Regions from separate parts of the Homo sapiens genome. Here regions 1, 2, 4 and 5 are each linked to region 3. A link is a contact called in ENCODE Hi-C or POLR2A ChIA-PET data. All regions are on one chromosome and are shown on one strand. The core of a region is the stretch at or near the end of the contact, and the rest is flanking DNA. Distances in the headings are between cores, read along the strand shown. Region 1 holds the start of PGK1 (phosphoglycerate kinase 1). Region 2 holds the start of MAGT1 (magnesium transporter 1). Region 3 holds the start of PBDC1 (polysaccharide biosynthesis domain containing 1). Region 4 holds the start of NEXMIF (neurite extension and migration factor). Region 5 holds the start of ATRX (ATRX chromatin remodeler).

The links. A loop is a pair of places that touch in the nucleus more often than their neighbours do. ChIA-PET counts read pairs that join two places held with the same protein, here RNA polymerase II (POLR2A). Pooled maps may share reads with other maps.
Region 1: a map of CD8-positive, alpha-beta T cell shows a loop between it and region 3 (8-fold over the local background). The contact joins the promoter of PGK1 here to the promoter of PBDC1 in region 3. A Hi-C loop is called at or near these places in 1 of 168 maps with a recorded cell type or tissue (CD8-positive, alpha-beta T cell), 3 of 37 single-sample maps with no recorded cell type and 15 of 50 pooled maps. POLR2A ChIA-PET finds 5 or more read pairs at or near these places in 1 of 52 experiments (GM10248).
Region 2: a loop to region 3 is called in a map of B cell, with 20 times the contacts of the local background. The contact joins the promoter of MAGT1 here to the promoter of PBDC1 in region 3. A Hi-C loop is called at or near these places in 6 of 168 maps with a recorded cell type or tissue (B cell, CD4-positive, alpha-beta memory T cell, CD8-positive, alpha-beta T cell and 3 more), 10 of 37 single-sample maps with no recorded cell type and 15 of 50 pooled maps. POLR2A ChIA-PET finds 5 or more read pairs at or near these places in 1 of 52 experiments (CD4-positive, alpha-beta T cell).
Region 4: a loop to region 3 is called in a pooled map, with 11 times the contacts of the local background. The contact joins the promoter of NEXMIF here to the promoter of PBDC1 in region 3. A Hi-C loop is called at or near these places in 6 of 37 single-sample maps with no recorded cell type and 8 of 50 pooled maps. POLR2A ChIA-PET finds 5 or more read pairs at or near these places in 1 of 52 experiments (WTC11).
Region 5: a map of naive thymus-derived CD4-positive, alpha-beta T cell shows a loop between it and region 3 (4-fold over the local background). The contact joins the promoter of ATRX here to the promoter of PBDC1 in region 3. A Hi-C loop is called at or near these places in 1 of 168 maps with a recorded cell type or tissue (naive thymus-derived CD4-positive, alpha-beta T cell), 1 of 37 single-sample maps with no recorded cell type and 7 of 50 pooled maps.

The regions. Positions count from the first base shown.
Region 1 is chrX:78,102,890-78,105,589 of GRCh38, reverse strand. PGK1 (phosphoglycerate kinase 1) reads right to left here and starts at 1,342. Exons shown (of 11, transcript NM_000291.4): 1 at 1,185-1,342. The coding sequence starts at 1,249. RefSeq lists a silencer at 1,396-1,455.
Region 2 is chrX:77,894,009-77,896,708 of GRCh38, reverse strand. It overlaps MAGT1 (magnesium transporter 1), which reads left to right and starts at 1,274. Exons shown (of 10, transcript NM_001367916.1): 1 at 1,274-1,400. The coding sequence starts at 1,299. RefSeq lists an enhancer at 1,278-1,527.
Region 3 is chrX:76,171,779-76,174,629 of GRCh38, reverse strand. PBDC1 (polysaccharide biosynthesis domain containing 1) reads right to left here and starts at 1,568. Exons shown (of 6, transcript NM_016500.5): 1 at 1,462-1,568; 2 at 980-1,045. The coding sequence starts at 1,491. RefSeq lists enhancers at 1,186-1,485, 699-1,556.
Region 4 is chrX:74,924,174-74,926,976 of GRCh38, reverse strand. It overlaps NEXMIF (neurite extension and migration factor), which reads left to right and starts at 1,525. Exons shown (of 4, transcript NM_001008537.3): 1 at 1,525-2,094. RefSeq lists a silencer at 2,487-2,646.
Region 5 is chrX:77,784,827-77,787,526 of GRCh38, reverse strand. ATRX (ATRX chromatin remodeler) reads left to right here and starts at 1,311. Exons shown (of 35, transcript NM_000489.6): 1 at 1,311-1,545. The coding sequence starts at 1,526. RefSeq lists enhancers at 1,238-1,427, 1,438-1,547 and a silencer at 1,648-1,697.

The sequences.
Region 1 (2,700 bases), core at 93-2,592, 1.9 Mb before region 3:
GAGTAAAGGGAGATCTCCTACTGACTTACGTGTCTGTTAATATCCAACACAAGCCCTCATTTGAACCAGCCCAAATTGGAAAAGGGGCTAGATTACACCAGCCAAATAAATACCTACCCATCAATCAACCACTTCCCAAAAAGGTCAAGGTTGCAAAATGCTATCAACAGAAACCTTTATGACCCCTCAAAAACACCACTCTTGGATCCTGTTAAGGTATATGAACAGTCAAGTCCATCAGTTACATACCGACTCATCCTCCTGCACCTTGCTCCTGGTATGCACAAATATATCACACGTGACAAAAAGGATAAATGTAAAAGCTGCCCACTCTACCAACAATTCTGGCAGATAAGAGAGAAACCGTGTTGGCAAGTGACTAGAGATCCACATGCGCAGAGTAAGAGACCCAAAGTGCACGAGGAAACTTCCCCCAATTTTAAAATTCTACTTTTCTAGCCACACGTGGGGATGAGATTGGAGGCCAGCAAGTATGAGCAGCCACACCCTGCTCTACCATTACCTAGTATGTCACAATCCTGATGCAAATCCTGTGCCCAAGAGTCCAACGATACCGCGCTGCAGGGCAGCAGACGCCTGTTACGTAAGCTCTGCAGGGCCTCCTCCAGTTCGCCCCGCCCTACCCTCCCACCCCAATTCTTTAGTGGCGGGGGGCGGGGGGGTCTACTCCTGAAGTTAAATCAACATCCTCTTGGAAAAATATCCTTTTGTGCAGGAACCTGTGAGATGTGGGCCGTTTCTCATTTGGCTGCGACGGTCTAGGAGCGTGGGGGAAGGGAAAGTAAAATGACCTTTCAAGGTCCCTTCCTTGAAGCCTAGAGATTTGCAGGATAAGCATTAAGTCCCATCTCGCCGACTGGGAGCTGGAGGCAACGGAACTGCATTTCACCAATAGGAAAAAGGACAAAATGGGTCCCAGCGGCAATCTCAGCCCTTCCTCAGTGGGATCCATCCCCGAAGGGTGACTTCGGGTGCTTTCTGGGCTGGGGAAAATGCGGCTAGAAACCACCAAACCCGTGAGCAGCCTCGCCCTCCAAGCCTAGGACCCCTGGGGCCCAGCCAAAAGCTAAAAGAACTTAGAGCAGACGAGAGAACAAGTCGGCTCCGGCCAAAGAGGTTTGCGACAGAGCACAGAGAGCACGCGGGCAAACGTGCAGAATTACCTCATAACGACCCGCTTCCCTTTAACGTCCAGCTTGTCCAGCGTCAGCTTGTTAGAAAGCGACATTTTGGAAATACAGCTGGGGAGAGAGGTCGGTGATTCGGTCAACGAGGGAGCCGACTGCCGACGTGCGCTCCGGAGGCTTGCAGAATGCGGAACACCGCGCGGGCAGGAACAGGGCCCACACTACCGCCCCACACCCCGCCTCCCGCACCGCCCCTTCCCGGCCGCTGCTCTCGGCGCGCCCTGCTGAGCAGCCGCTATTGGCCACAGCCCATCGCGGTCGGCGCGCTGCCATTGCTCCCTGGCGCTGTCCGTCTGCGAGGGTACTAGTGAGACGTGCGGCTTCCGTTTGTCACGTCCGGCACGCCGCGAACCGCAAGGAACCTTCCCGACTTAGGGGCGGAGCAGGAAGCGTCGCCGGGGGGCCCACAAGGGTAGCGGCGAAGATCCGGGTGACGCTGCGAACGGACGTGAAGAATGTGCGAGACCCAGGGTCGGCGCCGCTGCGTTTCCCGGAACCACGCCCAGAGCAGCCGCGTCCCTGCGCAAACCCAGGGCTGCCTTGGAAAAGGCGCAACCCCAACCCCGTGGAATTCGAGGCTGCCCTACCAGGATCAATGCAAATGCCACCTCCTTTTGGAAAATCCTGGTTTCCTAGCTCCCTTCATGGAATTCTGCTTCTTAAGGCTTACTTAGTAATAGAGACCTCTCAGAAGTTGGAAGAGGCCCAGGTCCACTCTGGCCCCCACCTTTTTTAAAATAAAAAATGCAATGTAATTTTTCTGGTTATGGCATGATTGATGCTAATGGCAAACACGTGGCATTTTTCATATATTAACCAACGCTCACAAAACGCAGTAGTGACTACTGTTATCCTCATTAGGCAAATGAAATAACTGATGCACAGAGAAGTTTAGTGGGCCAGGCGCGGTGGCTCACGCCTTTAATCCCGGCACTTTGGGAGGCCAAGGCCGGCAGATTGCTTGAGCCCAGTGGTTCGAGACCAGCCTGAGCAACATAGCAAAACCCCATCTCTACTAAAAATACAAAAAATTAGCTAGACGTGGTGGCGGGCACCTGTAGTCCTGTTACCCGTGGAGGGTGTCCAAGTTCTTAGCGTCTTGAACTAAGAACTGGACGAAATGCACAAAGCAAAGAAAGAATGAAGCAATAAAAGCAGAGATGTATTGAAAACGAAAGTGTAACCGCCCAATGGGTTCACCTTGTCCGCTGCCTAGACAGAGCTGATTTATGAAGACGGGAATTGCAATGGCGAAAGAATAATTCACGCTGAGCGCTGTGCGGGAGACCAGAGTTTCATTATCACTCAAATCAGTCTCCCTGAGCATTCTGGAATCAGAGTTTTTAAGGATAATTTGGCAGGTATGGGTTCGGAAAGTGGGGAGTGCTAGTTGGTCGGGATGAAGATTAAATCACGGGGTCGAAGTGAGTTCTTGCGAGTTCTTCCTGGGTGGGATCGTGGAGCTAGTTGAGCCAGATTATCAGTCTGGGTG
Region 2 (2,700 bases), core at 25-2,524, 1.7 Mb before region 3:
TCACTTCGGAACCAGCTATTTTTCTTTCCATCCCATCTCCTTGTCTCTCCAACATACTGAAATTAATTTCCTGGTTTTTTTATCCAGTAGCGCCTAAAATAATAGTCATATAATATTTTCCACACCATCAAAATAAATCCAAATTGTAGGCAGATTGATTTTATCTTGTTGGTGTTTTCCTTCTTTACAACCTTACTTTTGTACCCATCCCCCAAACAAAATAATGAATAAAAAGAAGGAATTTGCTGTCTATAACCTGCAATTAAAGTCCTTGTTGGTGCTTTAAATATTAAGTCAAGGAGTTTAACTGAAAAAACAAACAAAAAAAGCCGGCCGGGCTTGGTGGCTCACGCCTGTAATCCCAGAACTTTGGGAGGCCGAGGCGGGCGGATCACCTGAGGTCAGGAGTTCGAGACCAGCCTGCCCAACATGGCGAAACCCCGTCTCTACTAAAATACAAAAAATTAGCCAGGCGTGATGGCGGGCGCCTGTAATCCCAGCTACTCGGGAGGCTGAGGCAGGAGAATCGCTTGAACCCGGGAGGCGTAGGTTGCAGTGAGCCGAGATGGCGCCACTGCACGCCAGCCTGGGCTACAAGAGCGAAATTCCATCTCAAAAAAAGCCATAAATAAACAAAAACTTTAAAAAATAATCTTTGATGTCCTCTTTTTTCAGCGCTCCTGGCAGTTTCTAGGACACAATAGGTATTCAACAAGCTCTTGTTCATATTTACCTTTAAAAATTTCCCTCAGTGGTATTAGGTATATTTTTGCTTTCCTACTTTTATTTTTTCACTTTGAAGTACTTTGGAGGCAGGATAACGGACTAAATAGCTCTTATCCCTCACGCGGCTAGGTCCCATTTTTCTAGAATATTACATGAAGGCGGCGAATTTCAAGGACTTCTAAATGAGTCTTTGAAAGATTCTGTTCTAGCAACTTCAAGCCATTTTGGACTCCGAAAACTCCGCAATATTTCACAACTGCGCATGCGTGCTTGGAAAGCGTCAGCGCGCTAGATGTTTACGTATCGAGAAAGGGGCGGGTCATTATCTTTAGCGGACCAATGAAAACGCTCCAGATTATCTTTTTTCTATTGGCCGACCGGGGCCAATTAGAAATCAACCTTCTTTTAGCGGGCGTGTAGCGCCAGCGCGCTGTGACGTAATGTGAGGGGTCTCCCGGCAGGGCTGAGCTGGACCAATGAGGAAAGGCAAGGGGCCGATTTGCCTGTTCTCACGCCCCACCCTCAGACCTAGCCGGAGCAAAGTTTCACTTATAGAAGGGAGAGGAGCGAACATGGCAGCGCGTTGGCGGTTTTGGTGTGTCTCTGTGACCATGGTGGTGGCGCTGCTCATCGTTTGCGACGTTCCCTCAGCCTCTGCCCAAAGAAAGAAGGAGGTGAGAACGCGGTTTCCAGCAGCATGGGCTTTTCCCAATGACTGGGGCTTAAGAGGGTCTGTTCGCCTCTTCCCAGCCCCCTTTCCCTGCCGCTTCTATGCCTTTGGTGGCTTCAATTACGCGGTTTTCGGAGTTGTGGAATTCGTGAGAGAAGGAACTGTAACTCTTTGTCTTCTGGGGATGTAGAATCTGAGAGTGGAGTAGCGTAGGTGACAGCCCGACTTCTACAGTCTTGTGAATGTGCATAGCTATGAGTTTTGACACTTTTGAGTGTGGGCCCCGTCAGGTGTTGGGGGTGGGGAGTTCGACTTTAGATCCCAGGAGTAGGATATCTGAGACTCTATACTGCTGGCCGATGTAACTCCCTGAATGATGTGTAAGAGTTCTCTATTTTCTAGCATTTTCATTTCAGGAGTGTGAGAGTTAGACCAAAGAGTGAAATTATGCCAGATTTATTACTTTGTCCAAATAATTGTTTCAAGGCAATTTACCAGATTGAAAGCTCCTAACCATTTTCAATCATTCCACAAATGTAAGCATGCTAGGCAATGTTCTAGGCACTTGATATACATAAATGAACAAAACTAAGATCTTGTGGAACTCATAGGCTTTAGGAAGTGGAGGAGATACAGTATTCTCACCATTAAGCAATCCAGGTAGAGGAATTTTAACAATGCGTTTTCAAACGTTTGTGATTTGGAGTCCTATACTCTTAGGACTTTAAGACTACTAGCAATTACTTATACCCTCTAATTTTATAGATGAGAAAAAGAGTCTTAAATTTAGAAAATGAACGAGGACTCAAACCCTACGTCAGTCATTCTAACTCTATTTCCTGTACATTCTGTGCTTCCTCTAATAGAGAAAAACTGTGCACATACTCTAAAAATACCAGTTAAGCACTTCAGATACTTGTCTACTTGAGCTGAATTAAGAAAGAAAGCTATCTTCTCTATGTTTCTAAGTATTTGAACTATTCCATAAGAAGAAAAACTAAGCTAGGAAGTTAAACTTAATGAGTTGCTTATTAGATTGGCAAAGAGTACAATAAAAATATACAATTGTCAAAAGTATCGTGAAGTGAGCAGGCTCAGACACTGAAACTAGAAATTGATGTCCTTCTTTGGGAGGATCCTAAGCTATGGTTATGTGGAAAAGAAGATGCAGAGCAATGCATAATTTTATGTCTTAGAAATTTTTTATGTTAAAAACAACAGCATCCCCTATATATAAGTATATGTGTATGTATAGAGAAATCTCTGTAAGGATACATGACAATACCTTAACAGTGGCTATCTCT
Region 3 (2,851 bases), core at 319-2,818:
GACTAAATAAAGCAGGAGATAAATCACCTTCTCAGGATTGAGTTAAATCATTGTAAAACTGAAATAATATACCCATCAATTCCACTGAGTTGTTGGGAGAACAAAGAATCAAAATGAAAATTACTTTTCACTTTTAAGACTGAAGCATGTCATAATCATTTTTGTTTACCAAACAGCCAATTCCCCATACTGTAACACCTAGAAATGAATTAGCACATGAAACAGGTCAAGGTTATAATAAGTCTTACCAAGCACCCCACTGGAGGTTCCACTGGAATCTCCCATTCCAACGAGACCGAGCTATTTCACTGACTCCAGAAAAAGCCATTTGCATTTGTTACCTCCATGCCTTAGACCATGCACTTTTCCCACGTGCCAATCCATGTCCTTTGTCCACCTACACTTTGAGGATACAGGTAAAGCTCCATTTCCTCAGTCAAGTCTTCCACTGCCTTGGCCCCTTAGGGATTTCTCCTTCAGCTAAATTATTTGGATCTTATGGCCTGACCCACTCATTATATGTATCACACTCTTATTTGGGTGTTTTTACTATTCTCACATCCTCTTGTCTTGTTTTGGAAAATACCTCATATACTTTCTCAGTAATTTTCTAAACCAGACACACCATAAGCTGCACAATGGAATCCCTCAGAGACCCTTTAAAAATACTGATTCTTGGCTCTCATTACCCAGACATTCTGATTTAGGTGGTATGAACTGCAATCTAGGCAGCGGGATGTTTAAAAGCTCCCCAGTAATTCTAAAGCGTGGCCAACTTGGGGAACCACTTCCACAGGCGTTAGTCCTGCGTTTGTGGACCAAGATTAAAACGAACTGAACGAAGGTGCAGTTTCTGGTGTAAGTGGAGAGGGTCTGCAGTAGATTATCAGGACGTGAAGTTATAACTTAGTGGCAGGCAGGTCCTGCAGAGATCCCAGGCTAGCTGAGTGGGTGGGAGCTGTGGGTGAGTCATACTCACATCGTTGCCATACGACTCTGCTGGGAGAGAAAGCGCATGTGCCACAGACACCAACTCCCCGGAAACCTAGAAAGGAGGAAAAAGAGTTCAAGGCTCCCCCCAAGGCCGGGCGCGGTGGCTCCCCCCAAGGCCAGTCGCAGTGACTCGTGCCTGTAATCCCAGCACTTTGGGAGGCCGAGGCGGGCGGATCGCCTGAGCCCAGGAGTTTGAGACCAGCCTGGGCAACATGGCGAAACCCCGTCTCTACAAAAAATACAAAAAATGTAGCTGGGCGTGGTGGCACGGGCCTGTAGTCCCAGCTCCTCGGGAGGATGAGGTGGGCGGAAGATCTGAGCGCTGGAGGTCGAGGCTGCAGTAAGCGGTGATCCCACCACTGCACTCCAGCCTGGGCGACTGAGTGACACCTTGTCTCAAAAAAGAAAAAAAAAAGGCTCCACCTGGCTCGACCTCCCCACTCACCCGACCCCAGAACAGCGTCTCACCGGCTCATCAGTTCCACTGGTGGCCGCCATCTTGCAACCCCCGAAAGCGTGGCTCCTTCCGCAGCTGATTGGAAAGCTGAGCCGGATCAGAGTCCTTCTCAACTGGCGGCTCCACCGTGCGCTCTCCCTCCAGCTGAGGAAGTTGCTGGCCCCGCCTTACCCTCCCCGCACAGGCGCAGAGGTGGAGTACTGTTGCGTAGGCTGGACTGCTTGAGAGATCTGAGGTGATTGACTCGTCAGTAATTTTCGGTGGTGATCACGGGAAAAGGTTGTGTTAAAATAGTGCCCCTTTCTTGTCTTCACTGCGCCGTGTGCCCAGCAAAAATTCAAATTTACTCTCCATTCATATGCGCATATACGCACATGCGCATACACATACACACCAGTACCCCAAACCAGGGAGTGATTCACGAAAATGCATGGTGCTAGGGCGCAGAGTGCAGGAATGAAGAATTTAGTCCCTGCCTTGGAACAACTAGATATAGTGAGGGACCGGATACAGTAGTGCTCACAGCATAGCATCGGATGATGTGGGAGCATGAATGGGGGATACCTAAGCTGAATCATGAAGGGGAGCTTAGCCAAGCAGACAGGGAAAGACAGTCCAGGCAGAGGGAATAGCACAAACAAAGCCATTAGTGGCACCTTGCTGGGAATTACAAAAGCAGTATAGCTGAATCCAAAGTGGAGTCATCTATAATCATTTGAGGGAGCACAGGGCCTTTGGTATGCTGAATGTTAAAGAGTAGAGAGTTTACCCTTAGAGCAACAGTAAGCTACTGAAGATTTTTAAGTAGGCCAGCTTCATGGTCAGATTTAACTTTTATGATCACTCTAACACAACATAGAAGATTAATTTGAGGAAGACAAAATTGGAGACAGAGACACCAGTTTGAAGGCAGTGGGTGATGAAAATCTAAACTAAAGCAGTGGCAGTTGAGATGAATTTTGAGAATTAATGGGGCTTAGAATCAATAGAACTTTTTGACTAATTTCATGTAGAGGATAAAGGGGAATTTGGATTCTAGTATGACTCCCAGATTTCAGAATAGGATTTGGGCATAAATATCGTTGAGCAAGGGAACACAGAGGAGAAATGATGAGTTTAATTTGAGAAGTTAAGTTATAAGAGCCTATGGGTCATTCAGATAGAATTGACCAGGCAGAGGGAGATCTGATCAGAGATAAATTTGATAGTTGGTACTTCAGGTTTAGTTGAGCTTTCATAAGAAATCTCTAAAGTACTGTAAAGACATAAAAAGCAGCAGGTCAAGCATTTATGAAGGAAAAAAGGCAGCAAAAAAAAAAAGTTGTCGATTGTCTGTCAAAGAACAAGGCAGAGCCTCACAGAAACCAAAGGATGTAAGAGCTTCTAGAAATAAGTGGTGAG
Region 4 (2,803 bases), core at 276-2,775, 1.2 Mb after region 3:
GCACATAGTAAGGACCCAATAAGTATAATTATTTCAGGATGAGCTATTATTTATGGATGAGTTTCATAGATATAAAATGAGAGGGAGAAATAACAAGAGTGTTTCAAGCAAGTGGGATGACAGAAACAAAGGCACAGAGATGGGGAGTTGTAAAAGCCATACAGACAGTTTATTGTCCAGGAATGAAAGACCCATGGTAGAGCGCCTCAAACTTGGTAAAGTGACCCAGACCTTATTGTCAATGGGATATCTGGAACATTTATCTCCTGTACTTTGCCAGGGAAAAGAAAATATACCCCCGCCTCTGCACTGTTTCTGGGGAGGGATTGTGTGACAGGTGATGGTGAGAAGTTGCACACATCAGATCTCAAAGCCTGAGCCCTCGTAGCAAAATGACGCTGTAGCTGTGGCAGCAAAGAAATCTGAAATGAGGCCCTGCCTGACTGGAGAAGCTGTGCTTTGGCAATGATGTTGGAGCAAGTGCACACAAAGTAGCTACTTTTACCCCTTCTGTTCTAGTACCAACCTTTTCATCTCTTGCCTTGGCTCCTAGTGGTGACAAATCTCCCGAGGCTCAGGCCTCAACCTTGCACCCAGGACTCCAGAAGTACTAAATGGTCCCTCCTGAGTTGCTCTCCAATCGTTTTGCTGTTTCCTGTTGAGTTCCCAGGACGTCTGAAGGAAAATGACCACCTAAGAGATTTTTCAATGACAGCCATCAGGCAGATCTGTTTTCCTTCCTGGCCATATTCAGCTTCCCTTCTTTCCTTTATTCCCCAAACGTCACTCCCCAATTGTCTGCCTTCATCCAACCCTTCAAAAAGGACCCACCTTCCTGGGGGCCCAGGCCCTTAAGTTAAGAGTAGGTAAAGGTTGAATGGTTAGATGCTTGGTGGATGAAACCATTCAAATATTCTTCCCCAAACTTCAGAGTGCCCCTCTCCGCACACACAACTGCCCTAAAAGGCATGGGAGAGTGGTGTCCGGTTGCGTGTCTGCCAGGGGAAGAACGCACCACTGGCGTAGTGGACTGGAAGGGCAGCAGGAACGCGAGTGGGGGGCGGGGTGGGAATGGGGAAGGGGGGTGCGCGCCCTTTATGACAGGTGGCCGCGCAGTGCGCGCTCCCGGGCGCCCGAGGGGAGGGAAGGACAGACGGACAGAGTTGGGGGGGCACATAAGGAAGGGACCATAGAGAGGGTAAGGAGAGCGGGAGGGAAAGGGAGAGCTGTGGTGGGGAAGAAGGGTAGAGGGGGGAAGGCGTCCAGCAAGAACAGCCGTGTTGGAGGAAACAATGGCAGGGGCAACAGCGATGGTGGCAGCAGAGGCGGCCCCACTCTGGGCACCTTTCTGAATGGGCAGAGACAGCTCCGGGAGAAGAGGGGACCAGGCAGTGCCTGCAGAGGCTCTGAGAAAAGCGGCAGAGGGAGGAGAAGAGGGAGGAGGAAGAGAAGGAGGAGGAGGAGTAGGAGGAGGAGGAGGAAGGGGGAGGAGGGGGGACGAGGCAGGGGAAGAACCTGGGAAGGAAAACCAGTAGCATCAGCAGCAGCAGCAGCAGCCGCCGCCGCCACCACCGCCGCCACAGCAGTAGCATTAGCGGCAGTAGCAGCATTTAGCAATAGCTTTAACAGCTATAGCGACAGTAGCAGCCGCCCTCCTCTCTCCCTCTCGCGGACGGCCGCAGCCACCGCACAGAGCGGGCTCCAGGCGCCGAGCGCGCAGCCCGCTCGCTAGGTAGCTCCAGCCGGGGCGAGCGACAGTGTAAGCGAAGCACGGACCCTTGGAGCAGCCGGGCAGCCGCGGAGGCTCTGAGTTTCAGGGCCAGAGCCCGACAGCTCTGACTCCATCTAGCGCGGCGGCGGCGGAGCCTGAGGGAGCGAGCGAGGAGAGAGGCGCGTCCACCTGGCGGGCCCAGCGTATGGAGCTGAGGCAGAGGCGGCGGCGGCGGCGGCAGCAGTAGCAGCGGCGGTGGCGGCTAAGGCAGCTCGAACAGCTGCGGCGACGGCGACAGCCCAGCCTTGACTGCGACCGCGCTAGCTACAGCGCCTGCTGCCTGAGCCCGCCAGCGACGTGCGCCTCGGGAGTCGGCCTGTGAGGTGAGTAGGAGCGCTGCCATACAGCTTCCTGGCCTTCTCGCCGGCTCCCCGGCTGGCTCGGGGTGGCGGCCGCAGGGGGTGGAATGAACTGGGGTAAGTCGAGCTAGACGAGAAGGAAGGGAAAACGGAACGGAGGACGTCTGTATGCGAATGTGTGTGTCTGTGTATGAGGGAGCGAGGCCGCTAGGGCGAGAGATCCCGGCTCGCCCTGACAGGCACTGCAATCTAGGAAAGGCCTCTGTGCTTGCGCCGTAGGAAGGGGGTTGCGGGGGGAGGGGAAGCGAGCGGACCGGAGCCGCCGCGCTTACACGCACGCAGCTCGGCAGAGTGCCGCCTCCTTTCGGACTGGTGCAGGGTAGAGCCTGGCCAGGGAATGGGGCATGGGCATGGCACGCTTCGGCGAGAGCGGGAAAACCCACGCGGCGGCCGAGGCCGGGCGCTCGGACCAAAGCCGCAAAGGTGCGAAGCCGGGCGGCCGTGGCGACCACAGAGCGCCCCCAGGACACGCGCCACTCGGCCGAGGCTGCGGACAGGTTTAAGTTGGAGGCCAGACCGAGCCTCGCCCAGCTCATCTCCTTTGCGGAAATTGGCTTGTGGCCCCTTCGCGCTCTCGGTGGCGGTCGAATTGACGCTTTTCTGTGTGGCTTCTGGCGCTTCTCTCTGCCGCGCCCCGCAGCACACGTCGGCTCGCGTCTTGTACACCCTGTAG
Region 5 (2,700 bases), core at 62-2,561, 1.6 Mb before region 3:
GACAGACCTACCTCATCTATACCAATACATAAATACATAATTAGCTGGGCTTGATGGCACGCGCCTGCAGTCCCAGCTGCTTGAGAGGCTGAGGTGGGAGGATTGCTTGAGCCTAGGAGGTCGAGGCTGCAGTGAACTGCGTCACGCCACTGCACTCCAGCCTGGGTGACAGAGCTAGACCCTGTCTCAGAAAAAAAAAAAAAAAAAGTTGCCTGAGCCTATCAGATTTTCAAAGTGTTTCATTCAAAAAAGGCTCCCCTCTTGCTATCCCAGTAGAAAGCAGCAACCCTGTCACCTAACCCCGACAGGAGCTCTTGCATATTTCAAGAAAAATAAATAGAATGAACTAAAGCATGCATGGCAGAATAAATTTGGAAATAAATTTCGAAGCGATTAGATTTTAGAGGACTTGTTTGTGATTAGCAGAGATTACCAATGTAAAATCAAATTATAGATCATAAAAGCGGGAAAGGCATTTACAGATCATCCAGCCAAGCTTCCTCTGTAATGAGAAGGAAGCAGATCTAAATTGATTGGTTTGTGAGCTAAACATCACATCAAATTGGGGAAATGGCCCGTGTGTGTGTGTGTGTGTGTGTGTGTGTGTGTGTGTGTGTGTGTATTCTAAGAGACACTTTATTCAATATGGAAAGAATTTTATGCAGCGTTCAAGTTGGTCTTATGTCGTCTGCACACATATACATATATATAAGTATATTATACACATATACATTTCCAAGCATGTTGGTGTGCCAAATATTATGTATAAAACATCTAGGAAAGCAAATAACTTGATGATAGCCTAGCATATAGGAAAGAAAATACTTACATAGGATGGCCATACAGATTAGTGGTTAAGAGTGTCTGGTGAATCTCGGCTCCACTACTGTGGGACTTTGTGTCTTGGTTTCCTCATCTGGAAAATGTAGGTTTGTCTACCTCAGAGAGTGTAAAGATTAAATGAGATAACCCGGATAAAGGATTAGTGTAGTGCCGAGCATATAGTAAACTCTCAATAAATGTAGGTTGCTGTTATTACTTCGTTAATATGTCAAAGAAAAAAGAGGTTGGACCAAAAGAGCATTTTCAAAATAAAGTCAAACTATGTCACTAGCACTTTCAGGTCAATTGGGACTAAATTGGACCCCCTGCGAAAAGGTGGAGGGGATCAAATGACGTCGACCGCCTTAGCAACAGGCCCCCAAAGAAGGTGAATTTCCGTAGCCAATAAGACTCTGTGCTTTGGAGGAGGTAGCCAATGGCTGACGGAAAGAGAAAGAGGGAGGACGCGCCAATTCTCCTGCCTGAGCCTCGGCCCAACAAAATGGCGGCGGCAGCGGTGTCGCTTTGTTTCCGCGGCTCCTGCGGCGGTGGCAGTGGTAGCGGCCTTTGAGCTGTGGGGAGGTTCCAGCAGCAGCTACAGTGACGACTAAGACTCCAGTGCATTTCTATCGTAACCGGGCGCGGGGGAGCGCAGATCGGCGCCCAGCAATCACAGAAGCCGACAAGGCGTTCAAGCGAAAACATGACCGCTGAGCCCATGAGGTAAAACGCAACCCCGTCTCATGGGCCCCAGCGGTCTGGGCCCAGGCACCGTCTGAGTCGGGTGTTTGGGAAGGCGTTCGCTTGGTGGGTTAGGCCTGTGTGTTGCTTAGCCGAAAGAGGCATCGTTTTCTCTTTAGGTGAGAAGGGTTTCGGGGTATCGGCGCAAGGCTCCGACGGGGGTGGGGGTGGGGATGGGGTGGGGGGAGGTGGGGGGGGCGCGGCCTAGGGTATGGGGCGCTTCTTGCAATCTCCCCTAAACGGTGACGCTTGGTCGGGCTCCTCTGTTTATTCTTTGGTGCCTGTGGGATTGAGACCTCGAAGTCGGAGGCGGTCTTTGGTATCCCGGTCATTTTTGCTAATCTTTGGGCCTAGAAACTGCGTGGGGAAGAAGCGGGGGGAGGGTGAGAAGAGGGGGAGGGGTGGGCGGGCGCGAGGATGTGAGATCCCAGGACGACTTAGAGGCGTTTAGGTTGCTGGAGATGGGAAGCACCCGGGCCCTGCGGGATTTTTTTTCTGCAGCCCCAGGAGACAAGCCTTTTTTTGATTGGGTTGTGGTGCAGTTCCAGGTATTTAGGTATCTTTTCTACTCCATATCCTGAAGGATATCCTTGGGTTTATTTCTAGGCGAGGGGGGACTTAACACAGGGTTTTGCTTCCAGAGGACCCTAGTATACTACTTTTTGTGATGTCCAGCCTTAATGGGACCTCAAGTGTTTCCCCACTTTCTGGGCAAATTTCGAGGAGTAATTAGGCCCTATCTTTATTTACTTATTTATTCCATGAAGGATGAAGGGCAGGTTAACGTGGGCTGATGCGAAGTAAGATTTATTGCAAGGGAAAATGCCTGGCAGGCCTCCTCTTAACCAATCAAGCACGTTTATTAGGTTGAAGCTGTTTTTCTGTGTGCTTCTGATTTGCCTCTTGACGGGTCTGAAAATTTGGGTAGTCAATATGAAATGTATACACTTTTACCCAGGTGGCTGGCTGGCGTTTCAGTTTGACATTTGAATTTTCATCCCACAATGTGAATTAAGTAATTTTTTTACTCGGAGATGCATCCTTGGCGTCCAGTGGCAAAATAAAATTACAAGGAGCATGGGTCAGAATTGCATTTCAAGTTGGCGAAATGTGCCTTTGAGTAACTCTTAGATTGGC